2 separate regions of the Homo sapiens genome follow, and region 2 is linked to region 1. The links are chromatin loops, found by intact Hi-C in ENCODE. Cell type or tissue: prostate gland. All regions are shown on one strand. Each heading gives the region's core, and the rest is flanking DNA. Links, peaks and the distances in the headings are about the cores only.

What was found. A loop is a pair of places that touch in the nucleus more often than their neighbours do. Peaks named below come from ENCODE experiments on the same cell type or tissue, not always from the same donor. Only the 100,000 strongest peaks of a DNase experiment are listed, where the experiment ranks them.
Region 2: a loop joins it to region 1, with 2.6 times the contacts of the local background. A loop is called at or near these places in 7 of 110 quality-filtered maps.

The regions. Positions count from the first base shown.
Region 1 is chr2:37,665,807-37,668,728 of GRCh38, forward strand. All of the region lies in intron 1 of CDC42EP3 (CDC42 effector protein 3), which reads right to left. Among named protein-coding and RNA genes, the nearest start is that of CDC42EP3, 4.4 kb to the right of the region's middle. In prostate gland, for the core only: no CTCF peak of the experiment used is centred there; no DNase peak of the experiment used is centred there; H3K4me3 peaks cover 400 bases; H3K27ac peaks cover 2,500 bases.
Region 2 is chr2:37,561,298-37,564,219 of GRCh38, forward strand. It overlaps LINC03063 (long intergenic non-protein coding RNA 3063), which reads left to right and starts at 1,189. Exons shown (of 2, transcript NR_187223.1): 1 at 1,189-1,322. RefSeq lists cis regulatory regions at 220-816, 974-1,332. In prostate gland, for the core only: no CTCF peak of the experiment used is centred there; no DNase peak of the experiment used is centred there.

The DNA of each region.
Region 1 (2,922 bases), core at 212-2,711:
CTTACATTATTAGTAGTAAGATAGCTATGCTAATAGGTGCCACTGATCCTGGCTCACTGTTCTGGAGCCAGAGATTATCTGAGATCATCTCTCACCAAATGCTACGTTTTAGGGATGAGAACAAGAAAACCCCAAGAGGTCAAGGTTATACAATTTGGGTCAGAGCTAAGACCAGAATTGGTATTTTTTTAATCTCTATTTCTACACACAGACACCCCTTTTGATTGCCCTCACTTAATTCTCCATTAGTTTTATCAGCGTTTGCCAGGATCTCCTGGTACATCCTCATCGCTCTCTTCCTGTAACGCCTGTGGTTCTCTAACTAAAATGTCCCTGGGTTGCTTCGGCTCTGTAGGACATACTGCGGTTATGTAGCTTCTGTTCTGTGTTTCCCAGAGTGTGTTTCCTGCCAGGCTGGTCCTGCAGCTGCTCAGTGGGCAAAACCATTTGAGAAACTCTGGACACGACCTCCCTGTGGAGATTCACTATATACACTGGCTTTTTAAATGTTCTGAGAAGTCCTGCAGAAAGGGACCTTCATCAAACTGGGGTCCCACAGAATACTTTTATGACATTCATGGCTCGAGGTACACTTTAGGCGGTACCCTGTTACCTAATTGCAGGTGTGTGATCTCTGCAACATGGTTTAACAAAGGGCCAAAGGCTAGAAGGCTAATAATAACTTTATCCAATATGGAAATAAAACCCAATCCACTGAAAATCCTTTTTAAAAAGTTTTAAATTTGGGATTCTAGAATTCTATTAATTCATGACTTAGGCAAGCAGTAAGGACTAAGCAAACACTAGTTTGGAACTCATCAGCTTTCACACAGTTTACTTGGCTATTTAGAAATAGTAATCTTTTAAATCTCAGCATCATGCTTTGTATTATAAAACTGTATGGTTAAAATTTGAAAACTGCTTTTCTACCAGAGGTACTGTCAAATTCAGTCCATCATCATGTGATTCTGATGAAACTTGGCACTGAAGTATATCAAGGAGAAAGCTTTTTTTTTTTTTTAAGGAAAGAAACACACCTGACTATTGCTTTAGAACTACATGGCTACTTATTCTGGTTTGTGGGGTATTGTTTTGTTTTGTAGCCTTTAAGAGGTGGGGACAGGAGAAGATTTCAAATGGAATTGGACAGCTCCAAGACTGTAACCATTGGCTTTGAGGCTACCTGAGTTACTTCGGACTGTCCTTTCCAGAACCCTGTTTCCATCTGAGAAGTCTCTGGAGCTGATCCCCACAGCTAATCACAAACCCAGAGCATCAAAGCAGTGGAGGCCAAGGCAGGCCCTGTGGGTTTTCCGGGGCAAGCAGTAAGGACAAGGTTTCAAAGGTTTCCTTGTTGTGTGTTTCTTATCTAGCAGGGCCCAGGGGATATGCTGAACTGTAACAGGGCTTGACTTCTGCCATGGACACAGCCCAGTGCCTTTCTGTTCACTTTACCTGTAGCTCCTCTTCTGCTGAGTTCTTGCAGCAACATCATCAACAAACATGGACTAAAACGTCCACTGAGTGCCGGGACTGAAGGCCCAGGTAGTGTGGTTCCTGCCTTCAAGGAGGGGATTGTCCACAGGTGGTTACTGGACTCTGCAACCCCGGGCTCCCCAGAATTTTGAAGCGAGCACACAGTCTATGCTAGAGCTTCACTTCATCCCCAGCCACCAGAAGTCCTTGTCCCTGGCTGTGGCTTGGCTTGCTTTCTCACCATATAGTCCCACATTTTCACCTAGTAAATCTCTTCGTTTATGGCATAAATTAAACTGCTTATGTTAACCCTAGCAGTGTTCATGCTAGATCCACTTTCATGCCACATATGTGGGATTGAATCATCTTTAATAATAAAATAATTTACATAGTGTTCCTCAAGGCTGGCAATTACTGTCATCTTCAACTGTGAGATACAGGGTGATATGAAATTATTTCCTTGCCAGAGGCCAAAAGTCATAACAAAAATCAGATTTAACAACTTCTCTGCCCCTCCTCCCCATTGGTGGGGGTGTGGTATTTAGTATAAGGTCAAAAAGACCTGAGTTCAAACCCTGCTTCTGCTATTTAGCTGTGTGACCTTGGCCACGTTACTAAACCTTTCTGAGCCTGTGTTCTCATCTGGAAAAGAAGAGCAATATAATAGTCTGCCTTATCCTCCACGGATATGTTCCAAGACCCCCAGTGGGTGCCTGAACCTTGGACAGTACTGAACCCCATATATACTATGTTGTTTTTTATACATACATACCTGTTATAAAGTTTAATTTGTAAAGTAGGCACAGTAAGAGATTAACAATAGAATAATTATAACAATGTAATAAAAATTACATGAATATGGTCTCTTTCTTTCTTAAAATGCCCCATATTCACCTATTTTCAGACCATGGTTGACTATGGGTAACTGAAACCCTGGAAAAGAAAACCACGGGTAATTGGGGACCACTGTACTATCTCTCTCAAAGAATAGTTATGAATATTACATGACAGAACCAGTATTAAGTACCTAGGAAAAAAACAAAAGCAACATTGAAAACCTCAACCTTTTATTGTGGCTACTCTGGGCCAGGCACTGTTCTGAGTACATAATCTTTTTTAACTCCTTTAATCCTCAGGGAAATAATATTATCTCCATTTTACAAAGGATAAACTGAGGTAAAGGTGAGGTAACTTGCCCAAAGTCACACAGGTGTTAAGTGCCAGAACTAGGACATGTGCCCAGGCAGCCTGACTCGGAGGCTTCAGAAGTTCAGTTTTTTTTCCCATCCCCTTAACCCAAAGAGCTGCTGACTTTCACATAGGATTAGCCACTCATGCCTGCACATATTGTGTTGTTAAACTGCACACGCATGTTTAGGTTTTGCTTACTGCACAACTTTGGGTAAGTTATATAACTGGTCTATCCTCAGTCTCTACACCAGCAAA
Region 2 (2,922 bases), core at 253-2,752, 100 kb before region 1:
ACAAATGAATCCTCTATGCTGTGGAGGTTGACAGATTCAGACTTTATGGAAAGAGGAACTATAGCCAATCCCAAACCTGGGTCCTTTCCAGAAAAGAAAGCTGTGCCTTCTGGCACAAGACCAAATTACCCAACCTGGGATCTGTTTGTAGGATTTTGTCTTATTAATTTTTATGGCATTTTGCCTAAAACAAAGGGCACACACAAAAAATCTGTATTTGGTTGATGTTTCAGATGAATGGAAGTTTAAATTAATAGATTAAAATCCATCCTTAGAATTCTAACACCGTCAAGATGTGGCTGGTTAATAGGTAATTTAATGTAGCTAAAAGAATAAAACTTGTTTAAAAACAGGAGGCTCTATTTTCCAAAACAAATTTTGGTGGTCACTAGTGTTAGTTACGAATTTTATCTCTCTTCTTCAGGATTGCATTTCCTGCCTCTTTGAGATTAGGCATGGCCACATGGCTTGCTTTGGCCAATGAAACGTGAGAGAAAGTGTCAGGTGTCAGTCCTGGGTGAAAACTTTATGCATGAGTGTGCTATGAGTCACACTTTCTTTCTTTCTTTCTGATGTTATATCCAGAAAGGCTTGTGATAGTGGCTACTGCATTGGCCTGAATCCCTGAGTAAGGGCCAGGGAAGTAGAGTCCCTGTCAACCCGAGGTGATCATGTAGCATGAATGAGCAATATAGCTTTGTTGTTTGAGGCCAGTGAAATTCTGGGATTATTTTTCCCCCATGTAACTGAGCCCATGCAGGAGTGACAAGTTCCTGATAACCTCATGCTAAAACACAAAAAGAATAGTCTCACAAAAATACTACATGAGGAATACAGTAGTCCCCCCTCATCTCTGGGGGATACATTCCAAGACCCCCTGTGAATGCTTGAAACATGGATAGTACCCAACCCTGTATATGCTATGTTTTTTTCCTATACATACCTACCTATGATAAAGTTTAATTTATAAATTAGGCACAGAGATGAAAAACTAATAAAATACAACAATTATAACAGTATGCTACCATAATCACTCTTGTGCTTTGGGGCCATTATTGAGTAAAATAAGGGTTCCTCAAGACAAGCACTGCAGTACAGTGACAGTTGATCTGATAATCTAGATGGCTACAAAGTGACTAATGGGTGGGGAGGCAGACAGCACGGATCCCCTGAACAAAGGGATGATTCACATCCTTGGTGGGACGGAGCAGGAAGGCTGGAGATTTCATCAAGCTACTCACAGCAGCATGCCATTTAAAATTCATGAATTATTTATTTCTGGAATTTTCCGTTTAATATTTTTGGACCACAATTGACCTCAGGTAACTGAAACTATGGGTAAGGGGGCCTACTATATTATATTTGGGAGTTGCATTTCTGATCAAGGACTAAGCAGCAAATAAACCTAACAATCATACATATGACCTGTAGGTGTTATAGAGAAACAATTTTACTTTAGAGTAGATATATTTATAAAATAGAAATTCAACAGCTATAAAATTTCATTATAATTTAAAAGTCTTTTTTATTTTTTTGAGACAGAGTCTCACTTTGTAACCCAGGCTGGAGTGCAGTGGTACGATCTCAGCTCACTGCAACCTCCACCTCCCGGGTTCAAGTGATTCTCCTGCCTCAGCCTCCTGAGTACCTGGGATTACAGGCATGCGCCATCACAACCAGCTAACTTTTGTATTTTTAGTAGAGATGGGGTTTCACTATGTTGGCCGGGCTGTTCTCGAACTGCTGACCTCAAGTGATCCAGCCACCTCGGCCTCCCAAAGTGCTGGGATTACAGGTATGAGCCACCATGTCAGGACATAATTTAAAATAGTCTTATGCAATGCACACTGATTCTGTAAGAAACCCCAACTATGCTGTGTCATTAGTTTTACCTTCCATAAATAATAGAATTTTAGAAACTTGATTTTGTTGTTGTTGTTTCTTTTTGTTGTTTGCCTTCCTTTCCTGAGCTTTGAGGAGCTCTGGTGGAGAGCAGGGAATGGAGGTGGCAGGAGGGGAAATGAGTTGATGCCTTTTTTATCTTATGACAAATATTCCTGCTAGGTTCTAAAATCATTCAAACTACTCTCAAAATTGCATTTGTCTGTTTCAAGAAGTCATGGCATCCAAATAGTTGAAGACCTCTTTGAGTATTTTCATTCTGCACACTTGTAGGGCGGGGATTCTTGAGTTGGATTTGTCTGGTCCACTTTCTTAGCAGGTTTGTTTTCCTCTTTCTTCTTCCCATTAAACAACAGTGGGTTACATTTAAGGTAAAGAAATTGGATCACAGAGTGTCCGAGGGCTGTGGGAAGGAGGGAGATAGTGGCCTTTGCACGTCTGCTTTGAGGATAATTTTGTGTATTTTTCGAAAAACCGTTCCGTTTATTTTTTAGCACTAGGTGGTAAAGACTTAGTTCCCACAAGCCTCCCTGAGTTGGTTCCTAGTTCTGGCAGCAGTGGCCTCTCAGGAAGTTACTAGAAACTTCAAAACAGCCAAAAGAGAGTCCTGAGTGTTCTTCAGTGAAGTACTAGGTTTAATTTTCCATGGGTTGCCTATTTTAAAACTATGCAGACAAGATTAACTTGTGGATTTTTTCCAAAAGAAGCTGCAAAAAATTTCTGTCTCATGGAAGAATCATCCCTGAAAAGTTTCTTGCCTGGTAAGACATGGACCAGTTATTTTTTTTAAATAGATACCCAGATTCTCAAAATTTTTTTAAAAAATGAGTCCTAACATCTTACTGTTTACCTTATTAATTAGTAAGTTAAATAAAATATATGAGTATTCTTTTTATATTTGTCTGAGAGTCATGATTGCAGCAAAGGCAGGCAGGGAAACTGCATTGTCCATCTTCATGCTGGACCATGGCAGAAATTTAAAGCCAACAAAGCCAAATTAAAAGCTGAATTTAAAGCCAA